Linked DNA regions of Homo sapiens: region 1 is linked to region 2. Evidence: read pairs that join two places in POLR2A ChIA-PET (ENCODE). Cell type or tissue: OCI-LY7. All regions are shown on one strand. Each heading gives the region's core, and the rest is flanking DNA. Links, peaks and the distances in the headings are about the cores only.

Region 1 (16,186 bases), core at 4,831-12,830, 1.0 Mb before region 2:
TTTTCCTTATTTCTTGCTGTGGCTAAAAAGCTAGTTTTCTTTGACATTTACACCAGCCACACAAATCACTCTGACTGTATTTATATAAAATGTTGAACCACAGAAAACCTCCATGGTCGTGGTTGTAGTTTCTTTCCTTCAGGCTTCTTACAAGTCCCAAATTACTATTAATATTGTTATGTTTACCTTGCATAATGGGATTTACCTGCTAGGTCTTTTCTATTTTTCTATAATTACTTAAGGCCTTCCATCTCTCTCTCCATATCTTACACTTTTCCAGGGGGTTTTTAACTCATTTTGCTACAAGTCATAAAGACAATTATAGTATACTGGGTAAGTGAATGTTGATATCAATTTGGGTGGTGAATAGTTCAACATTTCAAAACATCATAGATGATCTGCACCATGCTAATGACGTTTTGTAACAGAGCTCATTATCTTATGCTATAATCATTTCCTGGAAATAAGCAACTGCAGAGTATTTTATGTGCTTATTGCCCAGGTAATAAGCACATATTACCCAGGTATTTACTCAGGTAAATACCTTTGGAAGGCCAAAGCTATTTGCAGCAAATATTTCTGATACTATGCCAAGACACAGTGACCATTGAACATGAAAAGAAATATTTAAGAGCCAGCTTTTATGTTTTTTACCTAAAAATTGCAATACTGTAATATGTTTAAAATTTAAGGGTTGTATTAAATTTAAAAAACTCACTTCCAAAATATCTTATTCTAAATAGAATTAAAATAATCCAGTAAAGGCAGCCTTGAATAAAAACCAATGAAAAGTAAACTAAGAGATGAAAAGTTATAATTTTGATTTCTTATTTACCTGATAGTATTACTTATGGTTTGTTCTGGGTAAAAATTAGGAACAAAGCTCTACCTGCCACACAAAGCTTACATATATTCATTTCTCATAAAATGTTATAATTTCTTGGTAAACATTTCATGTTCAATTTTGTCACTTTCTTGGGTAGTTTTATACTCCTCTAACTCCAAGAAGATGGCAAGATAAAGGAAGTGGGCATGAAATTCTCAATCAAATTAAAAATACTAATTTAGGCTCCCAGATGTGAAATTGTAATGGGTAAAGTCTTCTGCATTAATCCTTTTAGAAACATGTATATAATTATTTGTGGAATAGAAATAGCTCATTGATAGCAAAGGACAGAAGGTCCCACCTTCTGCCTCATAATAGCCATGCATGATTATCAGCTTTCTTCGCATACCTGTGAAATAGTACTGGACATGCCTACTGCACAGGCATGTTGTGGGAATCAAATAAGATTCCCTAGAAGAAGCTTAAAAAAGGAAATGTCTACAGAAAGATTCTGAAAAAGGATAATCTCTTGACCAGCAGCTAAAACTATCTCCAGAATATCAAATCAACTAATTTAGTCAAAATTTTGTAAAACTGGCTAAGGCCCAGTTTTACTTTATACACACACACACACACACACACACACAACACACACTTACATATGCACATATATATACATGTATGAAACCAAACTGGCCACCTTTACTTAAAAGTAATCAATCTAAAATTTTCAGGCCATTTAAGGGATATTAGACATTATTTAATTCACCTGCCTTATTTTACAGATGAGAAAACAGTTATGTATTTAAGCGATGTATTCTCAAAGGAGGTGAAATTTGGAATTAGAGAGTAGAAAATATTCCTCTTTTTAGGTAAAATGCGTATATATAATATAATATATATATGCATGGATGTGTGTACACGTATGTATATATGTGTGTGTATGTATGTATGTGTATATATATATCCTAAATAGATGGCATTACTATTTCATCGGGGGGTTATTAGGAAAACCATATCTAAAAAGGCTCCCCTAATGGAGTGATAATGAAAACACACTAAGTCAAACCTATATGAGAGTCCAAATATCCTAATTAAATATGGTGCCCATTCCAGTATCCTACAGCAATCATAAACTTTCTATACCTTGAAATTACACAACTCTGCATACATAACCATTTGTCCTTAAGAACAACAGAATGCTGTCATGAGGTTGTTAGAGTTATTTATGATTTTAAATTGATAACCAAATTGTTATTTGTAGCTTGATATCAATAGGTGCTATTATTCTGGAAATAATGTGTAGAAGTAAAAAAGAAAACTTGACTTGAAAAATGTTTATTCTTGAATGGATTGGACTCACCTGGCTTCAGGCTGGGGTGGGGTAGGGGTGGCAAAGACTGTGATGTGAGTGGCAGATTTAGAGATTGAAGTTCTTATGACTCGAGCAACAGAGAATTGTCAGACTAAAGTGATTCATTAGCTTAAACTGCTTTTAATCTTATAGTATATAATTTCAAACAAATTCTTAATATAAGAATCAAGAGATTCAATGAAGAGAAATAAATCCTATCATATAATCTTACCTAGGTGCTTATAGAAATATTTTACTATATTTTCTAATATATAAATGAAATTAATTATAGAATCATAGAATTCCAGAATCGGAAAGAATTTGATATTAGTCAAACCTCGTTATATACATGAAAAAACTGGGGCCTCAGAATTACAATATTAAAATTGTGACCTAGAGTTTTCTTTTAAAATTCAGTTGCACAGAGATATATCAGAGATGTAATAATTACTCAAGAGGTTGTTAATACTAAAAAATAAGAGAATACATAGCTTAAATGAGACTGTAAGTTTCTTATCTTCAAAAGTAATTGGAACTATTATTTAGGGTTTTCAAAGATTTGAATGTGAAAACTGCAGAATTATAACAGTTCATGACATATTGTTGTTTTGGCCACACACACGAAGATAGAGTTTCCAGTGATGTTCTGGTGTTATAAGTATTCCTGAATTCACTTATGACAGAAACAAAGCTATAAAAATATGAAAGCCATCATTAGGAAGCCAGTTGCCTGTTTTCCAAGCATAAGCACAACATTTATAATGATTGAATAAAGACCAATGTTTAAAATAAGCTAAAATTTAAGTAAATGAGTCAATGGTTTTTAATACCTACAGCCATGTAGGAAAAGCTAAGATACCTACCTAAATTACACTGAAATAGATTTTCATTTTTGCACAAAAAGTTACTTATGTTAATCTGGAATTCCTAAACACACACACATACACACACACACACACACACACACACACACACAGAGAGAGAGAGAGAAACGACAAAAAAAATAGAAGCCCTTTAGGGTGTCTAAAGTATTAAAATATTTTTATACTGATATGTGTATGGGCAGTTTAAAAAACCTACATTGGATCTAAGCAAGTTTGAGTCTACATTCAATCTTGGATCTATAACTTTATTGCTGTGCTCCAAATAACAGTCAAAAATGGAATAAAATAACATCATATTAACAATATCAAAGAAAATGACTTTCTGAGTTGTTTACCCCAAACTAAAATGATGGGGCTTGCAGGTTAGGTGGGTGAAGAAAAGGCCATAATTACACAACACAGTAGAGGTGGCACAATTTGGAGATTAAAATAGTCCTTAGAGTTCTTAATCAGTTATTCTTTAGTAGGGACTCTGATTCAATTGATTTTTCTCCGTATTGAGGGGCTAAGTCAATGATGGAATCACCTGCAAGAATATTTTGGGACAGAGACTTTTTTTTAGAAGAAGCAATGTTACTCAACTACCATGATAAGAGAAGAAAGGAGAGCTTATTGACCATTTCTGACTTTAGACATGAAAAATAAATGAACTAATTCTTTAAAGACTTTCTAATCATCAGTCACTGCTGTGAGGTAGTCACTTCCTCTCCCAGAAGTAGAATATGTGGATTAGGACGTTTATCTATCAGAAATATTAATGCTTATACTTCTAAGCAACAGAGACAGAAATGCTGCTACTAATTAATTCAGTTACTCTAAATTATAATAGTCATAAAGTACACATCCAATATCTAAAATTATACATTTTTAGCAATTTTGTTGATAAAGTTTTAGCATTGCTCAGCATTCATGGTTAGTTAATAATTTTTAAAAGCAATTTGAAACATAAAAGATTTAACACAGGCTTTAGTATATTTTAAAAACAATTAACCAAGTAAATGTTTTAAATTAGAATCGTTTCATGATTGCCAAATAAAAATTCTTCCCAAAACCACTGTTATAAAATATTTCATCTCATTATGAGAGATGGTATAATGTGAAGTCCATACAAACTAATAAATCCTCAGAAAATTTCTACCCCATCTCTCACTTTGATCTTCTGGAGAGGGAGGGCAGGGGATTCTTCAGGGTTCATAATAACAATGTCATTTGTCATAAGAAATCATATTTTATAATTTCACAGGAGCGTAGAAGAAGAGAGGTGCATGGTGTGGTGAGGAAGAGGGTTATATTCACAATTAAAACTGTGAAATGCTAAACTGCATTATGAAGACAAATAGGAAAGTACAACTCCATTGTTGAAAACAATTTCCCTCCTATCAGTCTAAGGATTCATGCATCAATATTGTAGATGAACTGTTAATTACAAAATCAATTAAAAATTATTTCTAAAAACAGTCACGCGTCCCTGGCTCTCATGGGGGCAATTTGGGCAGAAGGTCTCATCTCACTAGGACCGCGCCAAATCACAAAGTCGTCATCCACAAGTAAGCAAAAGCAATCTGGTTTTTCATTTTTCAGCGCGGCTGAGCCCAGCCTGAGATTGATCGTCACATATGGCCCCAGAAAACAAACTGTCAATACCTTGAATGCTGCAGAATTTGAACAAATAGCCGTCCGCCCATTCAAGCCACTCATTGCATCCCATTTAACAGATTTTATTGACAGTTTCCTTCTTGTAATTAAAGGGAAAACTACTGGCCGGCAACCAAGATAAAGTTCAAAGATAGGGTCAAAACAAAAGCAGATGGAGGGGCACGGTGTGACTGTCAGTGGTACATAGCATCAGAGCACGTTATTGACACGCAGGTATCTAATGATCGGCACGTCATTAAGGAGGGATCTATCCTGAACTTTATGCAAATGCTAAAAGAGACTTAAGACCATAATAAAGCATTAAGAGAGGCACAAAGGGAAAAACAACAAAGCACCAACGATTTTTACTTATTAGAGGTTGCTATTTTAGCATGTTTCAGTTCGAATGTAAAGACCAGTTATTCCCATAATTCTTAACCCTTACTGCATAGGCAGAATTTGACTTCTAAAGAACTCCAGAATGTAAGAAAACTGTTCTTTGATAACCAAAACTCAAAGCAACACTAAATATATTTTCCCAATTGCACAATTTGCATTTTTGAGGGAAAAATGGTTTGTGTGTATCAACAATTCCCTTGTTTTAACTTACGCATAAAATACAATAGAAATAATTTTGTCCTGGGAGTGTCCATTTATGCTATTACTACAAGAGCTTTTGCTTTGCCATGATCCAAATTAGTACATGCATTAGTTGATAAAAGTTTCAAAGCATTCAATAAGCAAGTCAAATGAAATTAATTCCCTTTAAGTATATTTTTCTTATTTCTAACTTTTCACTAGAAAGCTATACTGATTATAATTTTGCTGACTCATACAAAATTTACAAACCAGGTCTAGCAAATCCCTAAAGAAGTTAAGGAGAGGGGTAAAACTGACATATTAAAAAAAATGTAACAATGACTATGTCAGTATGCCAACCTGAATTAGCAAGAGCTATAGCTTTGAGGGTGACAAATTCTTCTTTTTCCAGCTTCATGCTCTTGTATTTCTTTACCAGCTGCAGGATAGCATTATTTAGATCAAGAAGGCCTGCTAATTTGGACTGGTCTTCGTCCATTATATAATCGTCTGCATAGACAAGTTCATCCTCAAACGAAAGAGACCGGTATACGACACCAAGGATCAAAATTTCCATCCAAGCACTCTGCAGAAGGCTCATCTGGTCCGCCAGGGACAGCGTGGAGAAGCCTGCATGGAAAGATGGGCAGATCAAGTTACTTTAAAGCCATAATTTCATAATGCAACATTAGTTTCATATGGTAGCTGGCTTCTGCATCAGTGCTCAAAATTATGCTGAGCTTTGATTAGAAGCTCTTAAAATTTTCCCTGGATCACTTTGCGAACAGCAAAGTGAAAGTCACAAACCAGCTTCTTCAATTTGTGGGTATTTGCTATAAGTTTTATAGACACAGCTTAGGGGAATATAATAGAGATGTCGCTTTCTTTCATTCGAGAAGAAAATACCATGTAATCTTTAAATATACTTGATTTCTGGTTGAAGTCTTTAGGAAAATCTTACAGGAAGTCAGATTTTCAACTATCTCATCTCTAAAAACTACTATTGGTAAACAACATAAAAGTAAAAAAAAAAAAAAGAAGAAGAAGGAGAAGAAGAAGCAGCTAAAAATAAAAGGTAAACAAACAATTTAGGCCATAGAGCTCAGCACAACTTGGAAACATTTCTGTATAATATTAATAATTACAAGCACAATGGATGATGAGTTACAAATAGGTGAGCCTTCTTAATTGGCTATTTCTCCCCACTGATATTTAACATGACTTTCTTTTAAAATTAGTGATAATAGGTATAAAAGAAAGTGTAATATGTAGCAGCCTGGCCTCCCCACCAAAGAGAAAAGCCTCGTTCACTATTGTTATTAAGCTCCAATTATTTAAAAAGTTAAATATAAATAAAGGTAACAGGGTTTGGTGCAAAGGAGTCAGATTCTGAATGTAAATACTGGCTCCACTTAGCTACTGGCTCTTTCACCTTGAGCAAGAGAAATTAACTTGTCTCTTAAATTTCGTATTTGGGAAATATAAAATATCACCTACCTAAACATTAAGCTATAACCTGAAATTCAGTAAGTGTTGTTGTATGATTAATATATGTTCTTTTTATCTGAATTACCTATGTGATCAATTCTTTTCTGCAAATCTGGGATGCATTCATACACGCATATTTAAAGTCCCTCTGAGCTTGAGAAAACATATGCAAAAAAATTAAAAAGAAAATGTTGTTCAATAGAGAAAGAGGAAGCAGTACAATTAAGCCTACTTAGGAGTGAAGATATATATTTATATATCAGAGGGACTAGATCTGTATTCTAAAGTGAAGATACCTGATGATCAGAAGCTTTTCTCAAGTCCTAAAAAAGAAATGTTTCTTAAAACTTCACTTTTATTTCCAAGTGTATGCCTAAGACTTCTAAGGGTAACCATCCACCTCATGGCTTCTGAGGACAGTGGTACCATCATTTAAGGTCCTGCCACCAGTAATTCTACAGAAAGGAAGGACCATTTTTAATAATGCAACTTAAGAAATCTATTTTTACTCCCTTTCTAGACATTATTATCCAAATCATAAGTAGCCACTGATGCCCAACCTTTTTAGGCTGCTGCTTATGGTCACTGTTGCTGTCCTTTTCAATCATATCAAATTGTGGGTATCCCATATGATATTAGAAACTACAGCACAGTAAAGAAAAGGAAAGGATTTCCTGACCTATTGGTGAAAAACAGTGGTTTGCCATTTGGTACCATTAATTATAAGTGCTTAATAAAATCATCAGAAGAGATGAGTCAAGCTTTTCTTAAGGGAATCTTTAAGATATGTGTAAAATGCATTTCTTTCGTTGTTTATCATGGTGCTTACATGTTATTTGACAGGATTTCTTTTGGACTGGCTGTGTAAGTCTTGTTTCTTATTCTGCTTTTGTCATTGCATTTGGGGTTAAATTAATAAATATCCTCTTAGAGATATAATAGCTGATAACATTTTAAACAGCGGTTCAACACAGAAAACTAAATTATTTAACCTAAATAGGTTAGGCTCCAGATGCTTTTAATTTTAGCAATGTTATATTCACAACAAACAAACAGAAAACCACACTGCTCTTTTTTCTATTCCCCTCCAAGGAAAAAAGGTGCAATGCAAATCCAAATATCAATCTCAAGAAAACATACTAAGTAAGAATTTCTTGTGTAAATTAAAATACCAAAAAAAAAAAATCATCTGGAAAGTTAGGAGCAAAAATGAATGGGTCTTTTCAATTTGCCTTAGTTTTCTTGTTCCTTTTCATGCTCCCAAGTCGCAGTTTCTCTGCAGCAGCAGATGGACAGAGCGTGTAGCCCGCAGCACCTTCCTGTGACAGCCCTATTCTCCCTCCCAGACACTGCTGTTAGTAAATAGATTTACACATTCTCCAATCTCCACACATCTTTCTGCCGAATAATTAAAAGCAGGATGATTAGTTTATTGAGTGGAAGGAGGAACTTTTTTATTGAGGTCCATCCACGATTTTATCAGGGCCAGCACTTTTACGGTTGTCAGGGGGGTGCAGGCATCCAATTTTTCTTATCTGCCTGATTAATACAAACGCTGTTTCAGGACACATTAATTAACAGATACAAATCTACGTTCTCATGGAAGGATCAATACGGAGAAGAAAAGAGGCATCAATGTGAATTTAGTGCTGATGATGGAGAAGGCACGCTAGCGACATTTACGTGCACGGAAACTTTAAAGTTGCACCGGGCCCCCTTTGTCCCTGTGATTTACAAATTAACAATGTTACAGCCATAACAACATTTCGCACATTTCTTTGGGGTTTAATTGAACAAAAAACAATAAAATTTCATTTTTAAAGTTGATCCTGCAATTTGTTTCTTCTATATTGATGGTTGTGTGTGTGTATATGTGTGTGCATGTGTGTGTGTTTATCCTTCCTGCAAACCTAACTTTTTCCTTTTGCTTCTCTATGAAATAAAGAGAAGGAAAAAAGGGGAAGAAACAGCTCTCCTTTTTTTTTTTTTTTTTTTTTTTTTTTTTGGTGAGGGAGCATGAGGAGACGGATATAGCACAAAAGGTTTGACACATTTGCTTGATTGATATCCTCAAGTATATTTCAGCTGATTAAAGGAAGTATACTTTTTGCAAATCCAAAGGAAAAAGGACAATCTATGCCTTACAAAATAAAATAAAAGTCTGAACTTCTTCTATCTTTTCTTGGTCTAGAAATTGCTGGCTCTCATTTTACCCCTTTCCTACCACACCACTGCAATCTGGAAGCTAGTACAAAGAGCTCTCCTGCCCAAATGCCTGAGCAGCAGTTAAGACAGCCTTGTTATAAGATAGTCATGTTCATCTGGTCACTAAGGAGACCAAATACATAATAGAAATTTTATCTTAATTCCATAAAATTATTTTACCTTTTCTTTAGGAGTACTAGCTACGTTGCACATACATAAAAACGCATGGATAAAATAACATTTTTATCAATAGACCTGAACAATGTATAAAATTCTAAATAACCAAGGCCTAAATGAAAATGCATGTTTTAATAAGCTGAGTCTAAGGAATTTTCTTAAAACATAATTGCTCTATTGGCTTACACATGCTTGTATCCAAATGATAATTACTTGTTTATGTTTATACCAGGTATTTAATGGTAGTTTATAGCTCTTGGGCTACAAGTTAGAGGTCTTCATCATCTGTAATATTTAGCTATCTTTGGAGAGAAACCTCTTTCCCAAGTGAAATAAAATATGCTTTGCAGTTGTGTCGTTTGAACTTCATGTTTTGTACATCCTGGGACCTTAATCTTTGGTGTGTGACAGGTTATAGTTTTAAATGTTCAGCCATATTACAGCTTTTTAAAATGCACTGATACCATGGCACATTTTTTCTTCCACAGCTATAGCCCATTCCCTGCATATCGCTGACAACTCGGATCTCTCTTCATCTCTGTCCCAGAGTCAGTGCCATTTAATGTATCTCAGGCATTTTGCTTGCAGAATGACTCTCTACCTTGACCCGCAGTTAAATAGCATGTTTATCTGCAATACAGTGTGCTCCAAATAAACCAGATGACAGTTGGGAATAACATCATTTGGAAGGATTGAAAAGCTTCTCAAGAGGCAGGTACCCCTGAGGTAATAGGCTTGAAGAAAGCATGTTTTGTGCCAACCGTCTTGCCTTCTTCTACTGGAAACTTTGGAGGTTGACAGTGGTGCCATGGGCACTCATCAAGCACTGTTTTTTTTTTTGTTTTTTTTTTTTTTTAGCCTGGCAAACTGATGCACTTTGCAGTCAACTTACAAAAAAGGCTAAGCATTTGAAAGTGTGAAGGGCAAAAAATATCTGACGGCTAGTCTTCAAAAATACACTTTCATTTCAGAAAGCATAAATGTTTATTTCCTGAACAGAGTGTTGACAGAAATAGGCTGCAGTGCAGGCATTTGGGTTTAACCCCTGCTAGGCATTTTCTTCTCGGCTGCTTTCTTGAAATAGAGAGCAAGCATTTTAAATCTTCAGGGCATCTGTTAATATCAGTTAATCATGGCATTGACTTGCCTGATCACAGTTTTTGAACTGTAGTTTTTCTGTTCCACAAAAAAAAAAAAAATCAACATTTTTCAACAACTAGCATATCATGCTAGAACTGTAATTATGCCATAATGACTCACTGAGATCACAAATGAAGTTCATTTTGAGAAGCTGATTAAGCAATGCAACGTAAGCTAGATTCTTTTCTTTCCCGTACAAATAAACCTAATGTTTACAGGACCCAGAGAAGAAAAGAATAACAGTGGCACTAACATTTGGTCTTAGCTACCAATAGACACACAGATGCATAACCCTTGCTAGAGATAAACTTATTTTGTATTTTTAAGCCAGATGTTCTTTTCACATATGGGGCAGACATATCACTTTGTCCTATGATTCACAAAATACACAGCTCAGGGGCTTGTAGGAAACTTTATATATATATATACATATATATATATATGTAAGTTATATATATATATATATAGTCTCTTGCAGGAGACTATATATATATATACACACACTTTTTTTTCATGAACTGGAACTCAGTAGGAGCTAGAGTTAAGCAGCTACAGATGGTTAACTGCAGAAGTGAAAGCTGGAACATCTACATGGTGCTATCAGAAGCATTTTATTTAAAATTTTTCTTTAAAAGAGATGATAATGATTATATTATGTTTGTACTTAAGCCTTAAATACAATACCTATAATACTATTCTTTGAATCTTTACTCTTTTGGGCTGACCTTAATCCAGATTTCAATAATTTAGATTCAATCACAATTGGGTGAAATGTAAGAATAATTGACAAAAATGGAAAATAGGTCCCTTGCTAGCTAATTTAGTCATTTGTTTCAACATTTGTTGATTCCATAAGAAATCTATTTCTTTATCTCTGTTTTTATACTTTAATTAGGTTTCACATTGATTTTATGGAACTATTATTTTAAAATAGTGGTCAAACAAGACAAGTACATATTCCTAAAATCTAAAAGGCAGGACTCAGGTTTTAATACAATTTTGTATATAAGGGCAGAAGTGACCACCTTCCATAAAACTGAGCAAATGATCTAAGCAGTTGTGAGGAACTAAAAGAGAGGAGAACAGAAACGCAAAGGTAATATCTACCAGTCCAAAACAGAATTATCACTGTTAACTGAATTTACAGGTGCAATTGACCACTGACTACTCATGCTGATTACATAAACAACCAAATGAGTTTACAATTAGCCCAATCATAGGAACAGAAATTGAAAACATGCCCCCATAGACGTGGTGAAATGCTTTCTTTAGCAATTATTCCTGGTTTTCCAATCAGCTTGCTAGAAAAATTTAAAATACAATAGCAGCTAAGAAAAAATATTTCAAGTGACAATACAGGAAAGACTCAACATGATGACAAGAGGTTTTGTTTTGTTTTGTTTTTTTCCTGTGAGTGGGAGTTTTTTTTAACAACTGCCAGCCTACTTTGAAAAGTACTAGACACAGGGCCAATGAATGCCTAATAAGAATGTAAAGACCATCTACACGGAGTGTGCAGTTCCTCTTTGGAAGTCCTTACTTACCCCTACTTACCTAGTACTTCTGAATGACTGGAGAGGATCTGAAATAATTCCCTTAGCTTTTCCCAAACTCCCTCTTACTTGACCTCAAGTTTACTTCTTTTGTCCTTTCATCTAAGCCAAGAAGAAAGAAAAAATGTGGGGGGGCATGGAGGCAAGTATGGGCTGAGCTGCCTTAAGTTAAAGAGGGAAATCTAATGGCTTTCTTTTCCTACAACCTTTATTTTTTACTAGTTGAAAATAAGTTCTGCCTGGAAAGCAGACTGACTGAAATTTGTTTGGCCATCAAGAAAATAGGAAAGCAATGCCATATAATATAGGACTCTAAAAAATATATTTAAAAAAGGCATTTTTCAGTCTAACTTTGGGATTAGATGGATACTGAATAGGGAAAAACACCATTTGGAAGCCACACTTCTGATTTGAAAGAAAAAGGATCTATGCTTGAATCTGACTTGCTTTACCAATGTACTGGTAGAACTAGGTCAAGAAATATCAGAGTGCTTCAGGGAACTGACCAGTGGTCCATAGAAAACCAGTCCCACTTTGGAACCAGATATCTAAACACTATCCTCTTCAGGAAATTCCCAAGGGGTCCCCATCAAATTTGGTCTAATAATTTAAAATTCAAGCCTCCAAAATAAACACATACAGGCTCTATCTTGAACCTTGGAGAAAGCTGACAGATATCTCCACAAGCCTTTAAAGAGTCTGTGGAAAACATTTAGCAATAAATGCCCGTAAGATAAAGGTTTATAGTCAGGAAGTGATGTCTGAGGGGAGAGGATAGTGAGGGGAACTATAACTTTGAGGTCTAGAGATCTGACTACAACCAATGGTATTAACTTAGCCCCTGTGATGATCTGACTTGTGCCATCCCACCCAAAAGATGTTAGAGTCCTAACCTCCAGGACCTGGGAACATGACCTTATTTGGAAATAGGGTCTTTGTAGATGATCACATTAAGATGAGGTCATTAAAGTGGGCCCTAATGTAATATGACTGTATCTTCATAAAAAGGGGATATTTGGACACAGAGATGGACGTGTGCAGAGGAAAGATGATGTCAGGACACAGGGAGAATACTACCTACAAGCCAAGGGATGCTTGAGGCCACCAGAAGCCAGGAGAGACAGGAGAGAAGCATGGACCAGACTAGCCTGCAGAGCCCGCAGAAGGAACCCAAACCTCCTGCCACCTGCTCTTGGGCTTCCAACTTCCAGAGCTGTGAGCCAATATATTTCTGTGGTTTATGTCACCCAGTCTTTGGTACTTTGTTTTAGCAGCTTTAGCAAACTAATACAGACCCACAGGTGACCTTCTTATCTGTCAATTGCAAACTGTGGACTACACACTTCTGAGGAATCTTCCAGTTCCAACAGTTTCTAATTCAGAATAACAAACCGAGCTAATCATGAAGCACAAGGCTGTCTGGGTAACGGTGAGCACCTCAGACAAAATCCATGGACTGGGAGTAAATAGACCTAGAATTGGGTGCCATCTCTGCCACCAAAGAACTGTGAAACACTGAGGAATGACTCAACTTTGCTGGTTTCTGCTTTCTCATCTGTAAAACTAGAAGGTAGAAAAAGTATTCCTGAAGGTTTATTTCAGCCTTAAATTATTAGGCTTCCAATGGTTCTACTGTGACAAAGTTCAAATCAACTAGTATTTAGAGTATCTATTACAAGTGAAGCACTATGTTCAGTACCATTGGAATATGCAAAATGAATAAGACATAATCCTTGTCATCTAAGATTTTATAGCACAGTAAAAGTGGATAAGACCATAACAACCAAAAAAGAAAAGTATTGCAAGGATGGATCCAAGTACATGTCTATGCAGAAAAGGAGAGTTTAGTGCTTGGTTGTACACATTCTCCTAAATGTATCCATATCCATCACTTTCTCTCCTCCCCTCCATTCCAGTTTTGGTTAGGCCTTCATCATCCTTTTGGGGTAAATTTTAACAGCATCCTTACCAAAATCCTTTTATATCTTGTATTTCTTTCTTCCATCCTACCCAGGGCTAGTCAAGCAATCTTTAAAATATGAAACCTATGCCATTCCCTCATCAAAATGCTTTCTTTGTTTCCATATCTCCTACATGATAAAACTGAAACTCTCTGGTAGAACACAGAATTTCTTTCATTGTTTGTTCCTTTTCCCTTTTCCTGCCATATTTCCTAAAAAATCTTCCTCTAGTAATTCCTCCATGGATGTCCTAACATGTTAAGTGAGCTCATTTTCCTAATCCTAATGTCAAAACCTACAGCTCCACTATTTCCCTAAGCACCGCCATCCACCTGCCACCTTACTCTTGGCCCTTCACTGATCTCTCACCAAGTTTTCTCTTTTATACATGTGAAATCATTCTCAAATACACACACTTCTTTCCATTCTCATTGCCATGATCGTTGTCACTGGGTAGCATCTAAGGGCACTTGTAAAATATAAATGTGAAGATGAAGATGAAGACATAAGCAGGAGACACAGAGCTGAGTGTAAGTGACCCCTGAAGTAAGGGAGTGGATGTGAAGATCTGCTGCTTGATAGATGTATCTGTATCCTCTGGACAGTGGTTTGCTGTGTTCTAGATAAACTCTTCAGGGTGGAGATCTCTGATTTGTTTCCTGCTATGTCTCCAGCTCCTCAAACAGTGCCTGTCACATAGCTGGCGCTCAGTAAATATGTGCTAAATGAATGAATAGAGAATTCCTCAACAGCTCATTGACTGGCTTTCAAAAAGATGCGACGTTAGGAATGAAAAGACCATTGCAGGAACCAGATCCCTCACCCACAGAAAATACATCAACATATAACAAAAAGGGGTGCCTAATGCTTTTTCATTAATTCAATGAATGTTTATTAAGGCACTGATTTCGTATAATGCTCTTTTCTTATAAGTGCCTATAAAGTATATAGGATTTTTATTTGGAGCCACTTAGACTCTGATAAAGTCCTGCCTAAATTTATTAACCTCAGCCAGTTCTCTTCAATTTAGAAGTAAAGTTGATGTTTCAGTCATATGGACTAGCTGCTTCTCTTATATTTATAAGTAACCATTCACAACAGACTTCATGATAATGTCACAATTACTTTTTTGTTATTTATAAGTACTGTCATTAATTTATCTACCTATCCTAGTTGTACAATTATTTTGACAATATGTATACATTTATGTTCTGTAGCTTGCATTTTAAGCCTCTGAAATACTAACCTAGTGAAGTCATGGATGAAAACAATGCTCATTGCTTCTTTCTACTTGCAGGAATAAAATATAATATGTCTACTTTTTTAACGTAAATTTTTAGGCAATCCCAACCTAATTTTTGTCAAGTGTAAGAAGGAGCTTCTCATGAGAACATTTTCCACACTAAAAAACTTGCAAGAAGATTGAGAAATCCTGGCATTTTATCATTATGGGCTGCTTCACTCTGAATCAAAAACAGCAAGGAGGAGACAAGGCAATAAAAATGCATACATAAGGCGTCCCCTTCTCAGTCCAGTTTAGAACAATGGGTCCTCACTAGGTAAACACTCACTTGTCAGAAGTACTTGCAACACTACAGTCATTGCAGCACCAAGGGAGTAAGGGCCCTTCCTATGATAAAGCAGCAGATTAGACAGTTACAAACAGCAAGGAGGGTTCTTGTCTGTTATGTCCTTTCACTGTGTCTTTACACACAGGTGTTAATGTAATTTAAATGCCACTTAGACATGTTTCAGGTTTATCAGACTAGTTTGTGTATCCATTCTTACATAATAATTTCAAACAGGAACCAGTTCTACCTGCTGTGGGAACCTGCATAACTATAGATAGCTCTATGCAAATAATCTGGGCAAGTCAAGCAGAATCTATTTAAATCTAAAAGAAATCAGGTGGGACTTTGAGGAAATGAAGCAGGAACCAAAAACATTTTTTAATAGGTCAGAACCAGGATCACATTATTTTGATATGAACTTTGTTTTTCCATTTATGGCTGGCTGAGAGTTTGGATTCATGAGAAAATTATTCTGTTAAAGATTATAATTTTTCATTGAAAATAGAGATATGAGGAGAAACACAAGCAGATGAATTTTGTGAATATACATTTTAGGATCAAAAATATGCTTTTTAAGTCATGCAAAGTTTTAATAAACTAACCAATATGTTATTACTAGAAAATGTCATTTGTCGGGCTTCAAAAAGAGATAGGCATGCCTCTAAAACTCTTTAAAGCTGTCGAAGAGGCAATCCCAGCTGTAATTTTTGGTTAACTTTTTTCAAACAACAAATTATTGGCACTTCTGCCTTCCTTTCTACTTTTTAAGATTTGATTTTCACTATTTCTAACTCAAAAATATATTTAAAGTAT
Region 2 (16,186 bases), core at 5,373-13,372:
AATATAGAAAATGAAAGAGATGCTCATTACTATCATTAATGAACACCTAAAACATTTTTGACAAGTTGGTGAAAACAGAGGAAAAAAGAATACAAGAAAAAAGAAAAATTGCTGAATTATCTTCCTGGGTAGCACACTGTTAAGAAATTTGATGACAGAAAGGATGCTGTCAAGCACTAGCATATACTCTGAGAACATGGCAGGATATATCATATGTGCTTACAAACCATTCTAGAAGCTACCTACAAAGCAAGAGGAGCATGTATGCATCAATATAATTAAGAAACTGGAAATCACCAATTATTTCTTGAATTGTTTCACAGTATTAACTATGAGTTCTGTGGACATTAAACCACACCATGGAATCTGAAAAAATAGGATACTGTCTATCATAGTCAGTCTGTGAAACATGGACATAATGTCACTACAACCCAACTCCGCTGGACCGGTACACAAACAGAATCCCAAGTAGCACACTCCACTGGGCTGTGAGCAACTCCAAGTGCAGGGGTACTGTTTTATTCTTTTGTCCTCTGTGATTAACCCAGTATGTACTCAGTAAATAGCATCCATTATTATTGATTTCAACAAACGATGATTGAGCACTTCCTAGGTGGCAGAAACTCTCAGAAGCTGCATATTAAATATTTCTAATGCTCACAACTCTGCAAGATTCTAATTATTATCTCAATCTTACAAATGAGGCTCGGAGAGATTAAAACAACTTACCTAAGGCCACCTACCTGACAAGTAGCACAGCCACTATTTTGGTCCAGAAATGTCTGGTTCATTGACTCAACAAAAAACATATTGAGCCCTGACTATGTATACTGAGCAAGGAAGAGGAGATGTATTGGTGAACAAGACTGAAAAGGCCCCTGAATTTATGGGACTGACATTTTACTCTAGAGAGCCACAATGAATAAAACAAACAGACAAGAACACTACAGATTTTAGAAAATGAAATGAAATAAATAAGGAGAAGGTGGTAGGGAAGAGGAACCCCTGCTGACCTGACCCCTGAAGGATAAGATGGAGCAGCCAAGCAAAGGGCAGGAGGAATGAAACATTCTTAGACAAAGGAAATAGCATATATGAAGGCCTGGAAACAAGGAAGAGTTTACATGTTCAAGGAGTAGGATGGAAGTCTGTGTGGGGAAGGGAAGATGGGTACAATGTGAGGTCAGAGAACAGAAGAGGGTCCCACTGGTCTTAATTGTAAAAAGTTGTGCTCTTTATCTTTTTTTTGTTTTTTTTTTTTTGTTTTTTTTTTTTTTTTGAGACAGGATCTCCCTCTGGCACCCAGGCTGGAGTGCAGTGGTGCCATCATAGCTCACTGCAGCCTTGACCTCCCAGGTTCAAGTGATCCTCCCACCTCAGCCTCCGGAGTAGCTGGGACTACAGATGCATAGCACCATGCCCACCTGGCTAATTTTTTTTTTTTTTAGAGATGGGGAGATGGGGTTTTGCCATGTTGCCCAGGCTGGTCTTGAACTCCTGAGCTCAAGTGATCTGCCTGCCTCAGCCTCCCACAGTGCTGGAATTACAGGCATAAACCACCACACCCAGCCTGCTCTTTTCTTTATAACAGCAATTCTCAAACTTTATACTCTTAAAAATGATGGAGGACTACAAAGAGCTTTTGTTTATGCGGATTATATCTATTGATATTGAGTGTATGAGATATTAAAACTGTGTTTTTAAATTCAAGAATCTACAAGCACACACCTCCTGGAGACTAGAAAATACCACTGCACAGTTGTGAAAAAATAAAGGTGAAAAAGACAAATAATATCTTAGCGTTATGAAAACAGTTTTGCCCTTGGGGACCCACTGAAAGAGTCTCAGGGACCCCCAGTGGTTTCCAGATCACACTTCGAGAAGCATTGCCACATGCCGTGGTCATCCAAGTGTGGTTCTCAGACTAGCAGCATCTAGAGACTAGGAATTGTCTCTTAATCAACTTTGTTTCTCCCATACATTGCTCAGTGTCTGGCACATGGCAAATATGAAATAAAGCAATAATCACTTGTTGACTTAAGTATTTATGTTTTCTCTTGATATTTACGTTGGTATCTCCATGAAAGTCATGCCAGATACTTTGTTCTGAATCATGTATAACAGAATCCTGGGTGCACAGGTTTTCATTAAGCTCTTTTTATTGAATATAGATATAGATTTGGTAAATAGCAACGGGGATAACAAATATAATTAGCAAGAAAACTCTGTGCTCTTTTAATTATGTATAGAAATACTTAAATGAATATAAAATAAGATCTATTAAAAAGATTCTTACAGCCAGGCATGGTGGCTGACACCTGTAATACCAGCACTTTAGGAGGCCAAGGTGGGCAGATCACCTGAGGTCAAGAGTTTGAGACTAGCCTGGCCAACATGATGAAACCCCACCTCTACTAAAAATACAAAAATTAGCCGTGCATGGTGGGGGGTGCCTGTAATCCCAGCTACTCAGGAGGCTGAGGCAGGAGAATCGCTTGAACCCAGGAAGTGGAGGTTGCAGTGAGCCAAGATCACGCCACTGCACTCCAATCTGGTCAACAGAACGAGACCCTGTCTCAAAAATAAATAAATAAATGAAAATAAAAAGATTCTTACAGTTCTTATAATTAATTGCTCTCTCCTATAAAATACAGACCACACTTTATGCCACCCACATTTTGAAGATTTAGGAACAGCCATGAAAACATACTAGCAAACATTCATTCTCAAATCAGAAACACTAGACTGTAATTTAATCTTATTATCAACTGGGTAAAGTATTAGCTTTTAAGTAAAAGTTGCCCATCTTCTTATTAGTGAGCATGGCCTTGATGGTCCAGTTAACTTTCACCTATAAAATAAGGCCATTTTTCATATTCAAAATGAAATTCTGTGTTAAACTTCTTCTTCCATTTATAAAATTACTTACAGTCTGTGAAAAAAAAAAAAAAAGAACATTTAGGATATCTAAAGATAACAAAAGCTCACAACTGGTACCCTCTGCACTCACCACCACCCGGATTAAGCAAAAATTAATTGTCCTCTTTAAAGCTGGATCCTTTTGGCCCTTTCCCAATTCTCACTGGGTTACCAGATGTCACATGACCATACAGTTGGATAGGGTACAAAATTTATTGCACCATGAGCTGTAAAGGTACTAACTACATTCAGGTCAGGATACTGCAGATGTCTGTCTCAGTTACTTAGCTCAACTTGGCACTAAATAACTGGAGATTAGTTTGTGTTTTTAAGTCATACTGTCTTGTTCAAATTCATGTTTTGTCACTTTCTAGCTATTCAGTTATTTAGTACTTCTCTTGCCTTATAGGTAAAAGGTCAATAATAGTAAAACCTGCTTTATAGGGCTGTTATGAAAATTACATGAGTTAATACACATAAAGTGCTTGGAAAAATGCCTGGCACATAGTAAGGACCCAATAATGCTAGTTCTTATGCCTAGCAGATTTCATAGATGTTATAGCCCCAATCTGCTTTACCAACAGGCTTGACATTTCAACTCAGACCTGGTTATTAGGACTACTCAATCCTGGTACTGTTGCTGGTTTTTAGTTTCAATCACTTGACTTAAGCGAAATAGAAAAAGTAAATTCCTCTGTATTAGACTGTTACCTCAATGTCAAGTATCTACTTACTCAACTCCAGTTGAGTGGGTGAGTTGATACTGAGGTAACAGTCTAAAAAGGAAGTTTTTATTCTCTTTTTAAGTTAATGTACAAGATTATTATTATGATTTTTTTTTGGAGGGCAGTGGCGTGAGCCCAGCTCACTGCAAGTTCCGCTTCTCGGGTTCACGCCATTCTCCTGCCTCAGCCTCCACAGTAGGTGGGACTACAGGTGCCCGCCACCACGCCTGGCTAATTTGTTTTATATTTTTAGTAGAGACGGGGTTTCACTGTGTTAGCCAGGATGGTCTCGATCTCCTGACCTCGTGATCCATCCGCCTCGGCCTCCCAAAATGCTGGGATTACAGGCGTGAGCCACTGCGCCCGGCCAAGTTAATGTACAAGATTGTTTTAAGTAAAAGCTAGAAAGAAGACTGTTCAAAATGCATCCTGTGTACCGAAAATACTACCTAGAATATTTGTTGAATGAATAGACAACTGACTCCGGTTTTACGAGAACAACCCCCAGTGTACTTGGAATTGGAACTAAAAACCCTCATGAGCAGCATACCACAAACTCTGGCAATAGTTCCACCTCATCGCCGCTACTGATTTCAGATTAGAAAAATGTTTTAAAATTTTTAAATTTCTTTTAACTTTGCCCATCCCTTTTTCTCCCTCAAATCACTTACACTGTTTTTGTATATGCTAAGAATCACATTGAACTCCTTACATCCAAATAAATTCATTAGAATCTCTCTCAAATTAGCATCTTTTCCTAAAGCCCAATTTTAAAATTTTATTAGTATTTATTTACTTGTTTTTGGCTACTGGTGAATACCAGTACTTTTTTAGTCTCACAAGTGAGAAAATCTGGGAGTCATCTATTAATGACTAACAGGATAGTATGGAAGAAAGAATGAGTGCTTTGTAGTCAGATGAAGCAATCTCTTTTACTATGCAACCTAGCTATGTTAATTAACTCACTCTGTGCCTCAATAATCTCAGCCATAAATTGATTCTAATTCTGATTTCATAGATTTTCTGTAAGGATTAAAAAGAGAAAATACATAGAAAAAATTATAAGTACAACACTCTGGCAAACAAGAGGCATACATGCACTGAATATTTTATCAAGACTTTTGTGCCAGAAACTGCCATTCTTTTGCTTCTTATTTTATTTTTCTTTCATTCAAACTGATACTCTCCATTTATCCAAATAATTTGCTGATTTCTTCTATAGTGTATTCTCCATTTCTATTAGCCTATTTCTAATTTTTTGGAAATCCCATCGCAATTAAGGTGAATACTATATAATTCTGAACTTAATTGCTTGCTTTCTAGTAATTAGAAAGGTTTTACCTAGATGGTAACCTCTACAAGTACACTAAATCTGTAATCAATAACTATATTCTTAAAAAAACAGATGTATGGCCAGGCGCGGTGGCTCATGCCCGTAATCCCAACACTTTTTGGGAGGCCGAGGCAGACGGATCATGAGGTCAGGAGTTTGAGACCAGCCTGACCAACATGGTGAAAACCCGTCTCTACTGAAAAAATACAAAAATTAGCCGGGCGTGGTGGTGCATACCTGTAATCCCAGCTACTCGGGAGGCTGAGGCAGGAGAATCGCTTGAACCGGCGGAGGGTGCAGTGAGCCGAGATCGTGCCACTGCACTCCAGCCTGGGTGACAGAGCGAGACTCCATCTCAAACAAAACAAAACAAACAAACCAGCCAAACAAACAGACATATGAGCTTTGATAAGTCACTTTAAGTCATTGGACCTAGATTTTTGAATCTGTTAAAAAAATTCAGTATTTTCTCTAAAATCCTTTGCATCAAAAACATTTGGTGATTCTATGTTGAGTTCTTAGATCATTTTCATACAGATTAGAAATCAAAGAAAAGGAGTCCTTTTCGGTTTATTCCGTCTCTCTGAATTTCGTCAGCTTTTTGTTCATTCCATTAATAACGCACTTTACCGTATTATATTAAGCACATGTCTACCCTGCTAGGTAGCAAATCCCTTGACAATACAGTCTGTTTCAATTAATAAACTTCGTATCTGGGCTACTTAAGACAGTGTGTGGCACATGGTAGGTGTTCAATATATGTTTGCTACATTGAAATTAATTATCTTAAGTATGAGATAGGAAAGATTATAAGGCTTTATAATATATAAAGGTTATAATTATATATTATAAAGATTATAAGTGCTTTGCACTGACAACAGGTATTCTCTTTCTAAAACCCTGTCTCTCCTAACTATCCTCTCACTACTATCACTGTCCTGATGCTACTCAAAATATTAAAATATGAGGTGAAAGAATCATTACCACAACAAATGAAACCACTTCGGTCTTATATGCTAAAAATGGTGAAACAAAAGAGTCAAATTCATCAAAGTACAATCAAACCATTGAGGGCTTAAATGTCCATTTAGACTACATAAGGAAAAAAGGAAATGCTTAAATTAATTTGACAAATACAACTTTTCCCACTAATTCAATCATCTGGATAATTCTAACAATTTCAAATTGACAATAACATCATTCAAGATTTTCTCACAGCAATTCAGTTTTTTAATATTAAAAATTACAAAACTTATTTAAAGACAATAAGCAGATTATAATATCTAACTACTATACATATTTATTTCTTTCAGTAACAAACACTAGGTTTTTAATTACACAGACTTTACCTCCTCCTTACCAGGATCCTTTATTTTTAGATTGTATAAAGATGAAATAAGTACAAAACTATTCTCTCAGCCCTACCTTTCCATCAAAAAACAAATTGATTCTAACTTAGATAGATTCCTGTAGGTATCAACTAAAAAATCTACATCCATTTAAAAAAATAAAGTTTGAACCCAAGAAATTTTACAAGAGAAATATTCAAGAGATCCAAAAGGCATGATATATTCGTTCATGCTTTTGTGGCAGTTCTAATGATGTGACTCACATACATGAAGCAGGTTCATGACAAGTTAGCTGAGCATTCACATTTCAATACACCTTTGTACACCTAAATGTCATTACATCAATCTTGTTTAAGATTTGCAGATTCTGTAAATTTCAGTTAATGTCACTAAAATGATGTTATGTGCTATGGAGTTTATTTTATTGGCAGAATTTTCTTTAACAACTTTATAAATAATTTACTCTTGTGTTTATAGAAACCTTAATAGTCTGAAGGGTCAAAATGGTTTTTAGCTATACTTCACCAGATTTTATGGGGAAAATAATATGTAATTACATTTTCCCATTTGCAGATACATGAAGGTCTCAGGACAAATCTCTTGCAAATATCAAGGGTCTACTGTAATCGTTTCCAGTCTGCCCATTGAAACTTAGCAAATGGGTAACACCCTGGCCTCTCCATTCTGACTGTGGCTTGGGTTGGAAGGTTAATCACCATGAAGAGCAGAAGAGCTGAACCTTAATGTTAAGATGGGCATAAATCCTAATCCACAATGTACGCTTTTTTAAATATATACACCAATAGACTCTTTGGGTTACTATGGGCCAAGTTATGTCCATCATCGTCACACTTAACAGTGTTGGGTCCTAATTTTTCACACTGTTATGAATGCTATACTGTCAAACAGCATGGGCATTTAGGGATAGATTCATGCTGATGCCTTGTGCTGACTCCCATCACTGCCCCCTTTATCAAATCACTTTCTTATACCCTCTGCTTATCTAAAAGCAGATGAAAAGGTGTATCAATGTGGACAAGATTTGCCATTTGGGGTGTGGGTGTTGGTATGGCATATGAGTTTAATAGAATTCTGTGTGTCGATAATTAAATAGTTCCATAGGTGAAAGTTAATTAAATCCATAATTCCATATAGGAAAACAGTACTACAATTTTTTCCTTAGTACATCAGATTAAAAAAATAAAACATTGACAAGTATGAGCTCGATTCTAATATATTAAGGCTAATTTCAGAATGGGAAGCATCTCATACTGTTCCAAAATGTAAATACCACGTTGAAAAAAAATGGTTATTCTCTCAGTAAAAGAAGGATCATTAATTTCAAATCAAGGAAGAGTTTATATGATTAAACCAGTATATATTTGCTCAATTTACTATCTGGAGATTTTAAAAACAAGATTGAAACAGACTGACTATTTGAAATTTGAAAAGGGCAATGTCCACATTGTTCCCCTGGTACTGTACAATGGCAGGTCAAACTTTTGTTCCTCTTGTCCTACAAACAATTTTCAAGCCCACGCTCAATAAATAAATTTGGTCTCAGCACTCCCAATCAGTGCTGCACAATCCCCTCAGTAGCAGACCTATGATAAATGGACTTATTTTCCCAAATCAAACACTTGAATTTAAATTCAGATGAGTTAATGCAAAGGTCAACATTGTAATCAGTTCTTTTGATCTTTATAGAATTTCTGGAGTAATACATAATAAATCTGAAACAAGGCAATTTGCAGCTCTGTATGTGTGGCTGGCAATAAAAATCTTAACGATCACAGCCTTTATGTACTTAGGGAATGTTTTATCGTAATGGCTATGGTGAGGGCTTCAATGCATAGGAAACAATGGCAATAGATAACCCTGAAAGACTTGATTTCTTGATTGTTTTACAATTTATTTATATATGTATTTATAAAAAAACTTAATGATATACATCTATGCTTACTGTATGTTTGAAATAGTCACTACTTTTATCATAACCACTTAGTTTTGAGTTAATAGGTTGGACATAAAAATTGCCTATGATAAACATTTGCATATCAGGTTCAACCTGAAATTTTCCAATCTCAGAACTGCATTTCTTTAGAGAGTTTTTACACTAAAATGTTTTGGAAGGTTAGGCAATATAAAAATTAAATACTATTGTTCAATTTTATAACTGATAAAGCACAATTAATTCATTACGGCACAATCACAAAGGGGTTCTAATGGTCTTTAAACTGATATTTAAGGAAGGAAGGAAAGGAAGGAGGGAGGGAGGGAGAAAAACCAGACAGATGAACAGGAAGTAAGACCCACAGACTTGCAGCTAAGTGCCCCTTTTGCATCTGGCTGCTAGGTACTATTGGGTCCTATGGCTTCAGGCTGTTCCTGTATTTTCCCTGTCTTGGAGCCCTATGATAACAATTTATCTTAAAGTAGCAGTCCCAGTTATTCAACAAAACACTGCATGATTACGTGTGAAAGTAACATGAAGTTTTACATTGATAGCAGTAATAAACAATAGTCTTCTTGTGTTTTCAAAAATATAAAATCTTTTTTCTTTTAGTAACATAGCAGTGATTGATCCTTTCGAAACAATAAAACCATTTTTGTCAACTTTATTACACTAAAGTACACAGTGTTTGCACAATAGTGCTACTCTTTAAAGGATCAATTCTGAACCACTTTAGTGGTAAACAGGATTCAACAAGTACCTACTATTCAAGATAAGTCTTTTAATGAAATTATAAACATGAAAAAAACATCCAAATGTCTAGCAGTGAGGAACCTAGTACACATACATTTGAAGTAATAGCCCTAGGACTACGTAGCTAAAGGTGAAAAGAATAACAGCTTCCAAGGTGGCATTTAATATCTGTTCCCACAGTCTCTCTCTTCAGAACAATCGACCCTTATTTTTGGCTAAAACACTGAGGCTGAAATACGGCATTGTGCACAAATTTATTGTAATACTGTTTTCTGGAGACTCAATGAGAGTACATAAGAGCCAGATGTATCCTGTGTACTTGTGTGACAACCGTAACTCCAGTTGTATCCAAACATTTCACTGAATTTGGCCAAACAGCCAGGAATTTTAGAAACTTCTGGGACAAATATATTCATCTATAGCTTCTGTATTAAGTTCTTTCATCGGTAGGCAAGTTTGGTTAAGGTCCGTGAGCTCCTTTTGACAGAGTACTACACTGATACAGCTTCTATCATCCTAAGTTTGCTCTCTAAAGCTAAAGAAAAGCAAAATCATTACTCATACTGAAAATTCTGTCAATTTCTTCAAATTGTGACTTTATTTCTCTAATAAAGCCTTCATAAATCTGATATCATTGAATGCAACACAATTCGGCAGTAGAAATGACTGGGCACAAGGTAATAACTGCTCTATTCAGATGTCTGACATGAGTCTAAATTTCTATACTTCCTAAGAAAAATCAGCAATGTTTTTGTTTTCTCCCCCTGCAGTTTCATATTTAGGGTATACAGATGTCCTGTCACAGCAGTTAAAAAGTACAGTCTTGTGAGTCACTAGGGGTCTGACAAGTAGAGTCTCAAAGCCCGATAATTACAAAAAGTCCTTGATTTGAAAAGAGCTCATTTCATTTTTTTTTCCAGCAATTTCTACATTGTTGCCTGCATTAACAAAAGAATAAAAATCATAAAAATTAAGCTTCTATATTCTGTTCAGCCACATAAGTATCCTAAAAATTAGCAATAGTTAAATGCATACATATAGTAAAATTCAATTATTTTCTTAATCCATGTGAATACTTATTTATCATCTACTATGTGTAAGACAATGGGTTGGGTAATTCACTACCTCACATAATAATCTGATAGGCAAGTTAACAACACAAGCCTTTTAGATAAATGACAAAGTGGAAGCTGAGAACACCCAAATTTAGTTGGAATAAAATGTTCAAGCCTCTTTCACAAGCTACATTTTAGGTATTCCATCTGGGAAGATTGAAGTAGAGTTTTTTTTATAGAAAGACCAAACATCCCAGTTGTCTTATTAGCATGTCCTTTGGTCCAACTAAGTCACTCATGCTCATAAATGATGTAAGAACTTGCTTTTTGGTAAAAAAATTTTAAGGAGGGCTATATACCCTGAAGTCAAAAGGGTCGAGATTATACAATTTAAGCTTTGTTTCTTGAGGAATCCTGCTGGGTTTAGGCTGTGATGAACATCTGCTGGTTGGCTGACAGTGTCTATTCCTTCTACTAATAATAACATACTGATTGTAAGTGACAGTGTCTATTCCTTCTAATAACAACATCCTGATTTTTTCCACAGGAAAATATCCTTCTCCCATCCTTACGGTAGGAGACGCAGTGACACAGTCTCCGATTCCCTGGCCCAGGCCTGGCCATTCACAGCACCCCATGCTATGCCCATTATAGTTGGCTCAGGGATGTGGATATTCCCTAGTGAAAGTCATCAAGAATCAATTCTAGAACAGTTCTGAAACTACTGGAAAGAAAAAAATTCCTCTTTTTGGGGTGGGGGAAGGATTCCAGAGATAAGATATAAGTTTCAAGCGCTGGGAGCCCTCCGTCTCTGGAAGCGGGAGAGCCTGGCCAAGAATGGCTCAATCCCGAGGAAAACAGCCAACAGATGGAAGGCGCCAGATTTAGGACCAAAGCCATCCTTTAAGCCTGTGGATTCAACATTTTAGTTCTCTAAGCCAATAAACATCTATTTCCTTTTAAAAATGTCTCAGCATAATAAGACTGGCTGAGTTGGGTTTCTCTTACTTAAAACCCAAAACGTCTTAAGAATTAATACTAAAGTCCTAAACTGAAACCTTTGCCTAGGGTTTAATATCCTCCAGAGTTGACAAGATATTTTCTTCCACAGGCTTTTCCACTTTTCCTTAATCTGGAAGTTTTTCACCTACTTTGTCACTGACATCATAAGGCAGAATAGTGTAGGGACATTAAAGAAAGGCAGTCAGCTGCAGCTCACTAAAGAGAGTAATCTATCCCTGAGCTTAAGATGCTGGTGCAGGTGGCATCTGGGGACAAGAAAGGGAACTAAAACTGCTAAACACCTGCCATGAGCCAGGCACAGTTCTGCCTGTTTTACCTACATCAGTCCACTTAGCCTTATTTCATATCTGCATAACACTGTGAAGAAGAGACAGATGCCTTAGGGACTAAGAAATTGCTAGTCAGAGAATATAGTGGATCAACATTTAGTACAGAGTAGTGGCTATATGTGTTGGCTCCAGAGTCAGTTTTAGATTTATGTCTCAGAGGCTACATCATTGAAAAGCATGATGATGCGAACGTTTTTTTTTTTTTTTTTTGAGACAGAGTCTCGCTCTGTCGCCCAGGCTGGAGTGCAGTGGCGCAATCTCGGCTCACTGCAAGCTCCGCCTCCCAGGTTCACGCCATTCTCCTGCCTCAGCCTCCCGAGTAGCTGGGACTACAGGCGCCCACCACCTCGCCCAGCTAATTTTTTGTATTTTTAGTAGAGACGGGGTTTCAACGTGTTAGCCAGGATGGTCTCGATCTCCTGACCTCGTGATCTGCCCGTCTCGGCCTCCCAAAGTGTTGGGATTACAGGCGTGAGCCACCACACCTGGCCAGGAATGTTTTAAATCTGCTCCATGCCTCAGTTTCCCAACATGATTAAAAGTCATCTTTGTCTGACTTATAGGGATAGTGTGAGAATAATTAAGATGTTACTCATCAAATATTTTAAAACAATACTTGGCATATTGTAAGCTGCTAATAGCAAAGCCTGAAATTAAGTCATGATAAACACCTAAATGTTCTGAGAAAGAGTGTATTAAATGAACTGATAAGAGGAAATGACCAGTCCAGCCCACAGTTTCATGGGACAAGAACAGAACAAACAAAGAAGGGCAGGAAAAGCCATAGTTATAACCAAAGATGAGAAACCAAGAAGAGAATCCTTCAAGAGGATTCTTTCTCAGGCTCGCTTGGCTAACAGTTGTATTGCTTCTGTAATGTGAATGGACTAGAAGTTAATATCAAGATGTTAATTTATCTTATTTGTAGTGTGTGTATATAGTTATACTTGAGTTACTACCTTTATAAAGTCTTAAAAAAGTTTACTCCAGATATTCTTATATTGAACATCTGAACTGAGATATGAAACTGCAATAACCTGGGCACAGTGGCTCATGTCTGTAATCCCAGCACTTTGGGAGGCTGAAGCAGGCGGATCACTCGAGGTCAAGAGTTCGAAACAAGCCTGGCCAACATGGCAAAACCTGTCTTTACTAAAAATGCAAAAATTAGCCGGATGTGGTGGTACAAGCCTCTAATCCCAGCTGTTGGGGAGGCTGAGGCAGCAGTCACCTGAACCCAGGAAGGCGGAGGTTGCAGTGAGCCAAGATCGCACCACTGCACTCCAGCCTGAGCAACAGAACTAGACTCTGTTCCAAAAACAAACAAACAAACCAAATTATGTGATTCTCCTGCGTCCACTATCCTTTCCAACCCAGAGGCCAACATTCTTTTAAAAAAAAAGTTTAATTCCCTTTGTCAGCTCTTCTCTCCACACACCAGCCTAAGTAAACCCTAATCAGAAGCAAACCAAGATTTCTCCACACACTAAATTATCTGCCTTCCATACCCAGGCTGCTAACTGCTATTGGAAATAAAAAGCCACACAACTGAGATGAACTCTATCAATGTATGTGCAAGTGGGCAATCCCAACAGTCTCTAGTGATCTCGCTCTTCGGTTCTTCACATAAGGCATTTAGAACGTTCTCAAGTCCATTCAAACCTTTTCATCACCTCCCTGCCATCCCCCACCTTAGCAAACAAATTTGCCTTCTATCTTACAAATAAAATATAAATGAATACTTTTTCATTTCCTGCCCTGAAACTGTAAACTTAACTCCAATATACCTGCCCTTTATGTTCCTTCTAGTAAAATGAAAGAAATGTCTTTCCTCCCATCTAAGGCTAAGCTCTCCATCTGTATATTCTGGCTCCTGCTGTCTTTCACTTAATTAGGAACCTCATTCAATCCATCAGCCCCTCTCCTTCTTGTTTTTCTCAACATCTCCCTGTCTACTGGAGCCTTCTCAATTGGCAGACAGGTTTTAGGTCCTCCTTTATTAAAACCAACCAAAACTCTGAACAGTGCCATTTCCTTTCTCTCTCTTTCCCTTGAAAGCCCAACTTCCTGGAAGAACGGTCAATATATGCTTGTCCCCACTTTCTCACAGGCGGCTACAATATAAAACCTGGCTGAGGTAGCCCAGAAATCAGAGATTCCAGGTGACCCTTCAATTCGGAAATGTGAGTGGAGAGCGACAGTGAAGCACTGTTTATTCACAGCAGGAGTTCCGTCAATGGACAAGCACTACCAAGACCATATCTCAGACTCTGGGAAGATGACTGGCTGGTAAGATCTTAGAGTGAGGTCTTGGCCTCTTTTGTGCTAATCCTCATCATAGAGGGTATTTGGGCAGCACCTAGAGTCTGCGGGCATAAAGGTGCATACTTATTACTTTTCTCCCACAGAAAGGGAAAATAAAAGGAAAGGATTTTCTTAAGAAATTCTCATCTTTCCAATCAAAATTGATCTGTCCTTCATTGAATGTCTAAACACTTTAACAGTAATTTGATTTAATAGCTACTTGTCTACAGACCTTTCTCTTGATTATAGGCTTCTTGGCAGTAGACTATGTAATTGTTTTTCTGTGTTGTCCATGGCTCCAAGCACAAGTGGTCAAAAGAACAAGCCAGGGAATCGTGAGGTCAAACTGGGATGATGAGAGGCCCTGATGTATAGAAAACTAAAATGAGGTAAAATACATAAAGGGTTTTATAAACTACAAAGCGTCAAATAAAGATGAAATGATTTTACATACAGCTAGATCATAACATGTATTTGCTGAGAAAATGGATAACTGTTAAACAGACATTTGTAATGTTATAAAGCCAACAAGGCCATTTCAATAATTTTCTCTGGGTAAAGTGTTAGACAATGGGTAGGATGAACTGTGGGTTTGAATATCTGCCAACTACTATGTTCTTACCTGTGAAATGAAGATTCTCTTACTAGTTTTTATATCACAAAGTTTTAATTTTTTTTAATAAAATACCTAGGAATATAGCTAACTAGGGAGGTGAAAGATCTCTACAAGGAGAACTACAAACCACTGCTCAAAGAAATAAGAGATGGCACAAGCAAATAGAAAAACATCCCATGCTCATGGGTAGGAAGAATCAATATCATTAAAATGGACATAATGCCCAAGCAATTTATAGATTAAATGCTATTCCTATTAAACTACCATTGAGATTCTTCACAGAACTAGAAAAAAACTATTGTTTAGGCAATCCTGAGCAAAAAGAACAAAGCTGGAGACATCACACTACCCAACTTCAAAGTATACTACAGGGCTACCATAACCAAAACAGCATGGTACTGGTACAAAAACAGACACATAGGCCAATGGAATATAACACAGAGCCCAGAAATAAGGCTGCACACCTGCAACAATCTGATCTATGACAAACCAGACAGAAACAAGCAATGGTAAAAGGATTCCCTTCAATAAATGGTGCTGGGATAACTGGCTAGCCATATGTGGAAGATAAAACTGGACCCCTTCCTTACAGCATATACAAAAATTGTGATGGATTAAAGATTTAAATGTAAAACCCAAAACATAAAAACTCTGGAAGACAACCTAAGCAATACTATTCAGGACATAGCCATGGGCAGACTTCATGATGAAGATGCCAAAAGCAATGGCAACCAAAGAAAAAGTTGACAAATGGGATCTAACTAAAGAGCTTCTGTACAGACAAAGAAACTATCAACAGAGTAGACAACCTACAGAATGTGACAAAATTTTTGTAAACTTTGCATCTCACAAAGGTGTAACACCCAGCATCTGTAAGGAACTTAAACAAATTTACAAGAAAAAAACCCAAACAACCCCATTAAGAAGTGGGTAAAGGACATGAACAGACACTTTTCAAAAGACATACATGCAGCCAACAATGATATGAAAAAAAAAGCTCAACATCACTGATCATTGGAGAAATGCAAATGAAAACCACAATGAGATACTATCTCACACCAGTCAGAACAGCTATAAGAAGTCAAGCCAGGCGTGGTGGCTCACACCTGTAATTCCAGCACTTAGGGAGGCCGAGGCAGGCAGATCACGAGGTCAGGAGTTCAAGACCACCCTGGCCAACATAGTGAAACCCTGTCTCTACCAAAAATACAAAAAATTAGCCAGGTGTGGTGGTGGGCACCTGTAATCCCAGCTACTTGGGAAGCTGAGGCAGGAGAATTGTTTGAACCTGGGAGGCAGAGGTTGCAGTGAGCAGAGATCGCGCCACTGCACTCCAGCCTGGGTGACAGCGCAAAAAAAAAAAGTCAAAAAATAACAGACGCCGGCAAGGTTGTAAAGAAAAAGGAACACTTGTACACTGCTGGCGGGAGTGTAAATTAGTTCAACCATTGTGCGAGATAGTGTGGCAATTCCTCAAAGACTTAAAGACAGAAATACCATTCGATCCAGCAATCTCATTACTGCATATATACCCAAAGGAATATAAGTCATTCTATTATAAAGACACATGCATGCGTATGTTCACTGCAGCACTATTCACAATAGCAAAGACATGGAATAAACTTAAATGCCAATCAATAAACCGGATTTAAGAATGTGGCACACAGACACCATGGAATACTATGCACCCATAAAAAAGAATTAGATCATGTCCTTTACAGGGACATTGGTGGAGCTGGAGGTCATTGTCCTTAGCAAACTAACTGATACGGTTTGGCTCTGTGTCCCCACCCAAATCTCATCTCGAATTGTAATTACCATGTGTC

The links. ChIA-PET counts read pairs that join two places held together with the same protein. Peaks named below come from ENCODE experiments on the same cell type or tissue, not always from the same donor. Only the 100,000 strongest peaks of a DNase experiment are listed, where the experiment ranks them.
Region 1: POLR2A ChIA-PET joins it to region 2 with 6 read pairs; 1 of 35 experiments calls an interaction of 5 or more read pairs at or near these places.

The regions. Positions count from the first base shown.
Region 1 is chr1:216,513,514-216,529,699 of GRCh38, forward strand. It overlaps ESRRG (estrogen related receptor gamma), which reads right to left. Exons shown (of 7, transcript NM_001438.4): 6 at 5,639-5,908. Among named protein-coding and RNA genes, the nearest start is that of USH2A, 98 kb to the left of the region's middle. In OCI-LY7, for the core only: no CTCF peak of the experiment used is centred there; no DNase peak of the experiment used is centred there; H3K4me3 peaks cover 399 bases; H3K27ac peaks cover 499 bases.
Region 2 is chr1:217,531,638-217,547,823 of GRCh38, forward strand. All of the region lies in intron 5 of GPATCH2 (G-patch domain containing 2), which reads right to left. Among named protein-coding and RNA genes, the nearest start is that of GPATCH2, 91 kb to the right of the region's middle. RefSeq lists a silencer at 11,277-11,386. In OCI-LY7, for the core only: no CTCF peak of the experiment used is centred there; DNase peaks (open chromatin) are centred at 8,644 and 11,394; H3K4me3 peaks cover 1,473 bases; H3K27ac peaks cover 3,096 bases.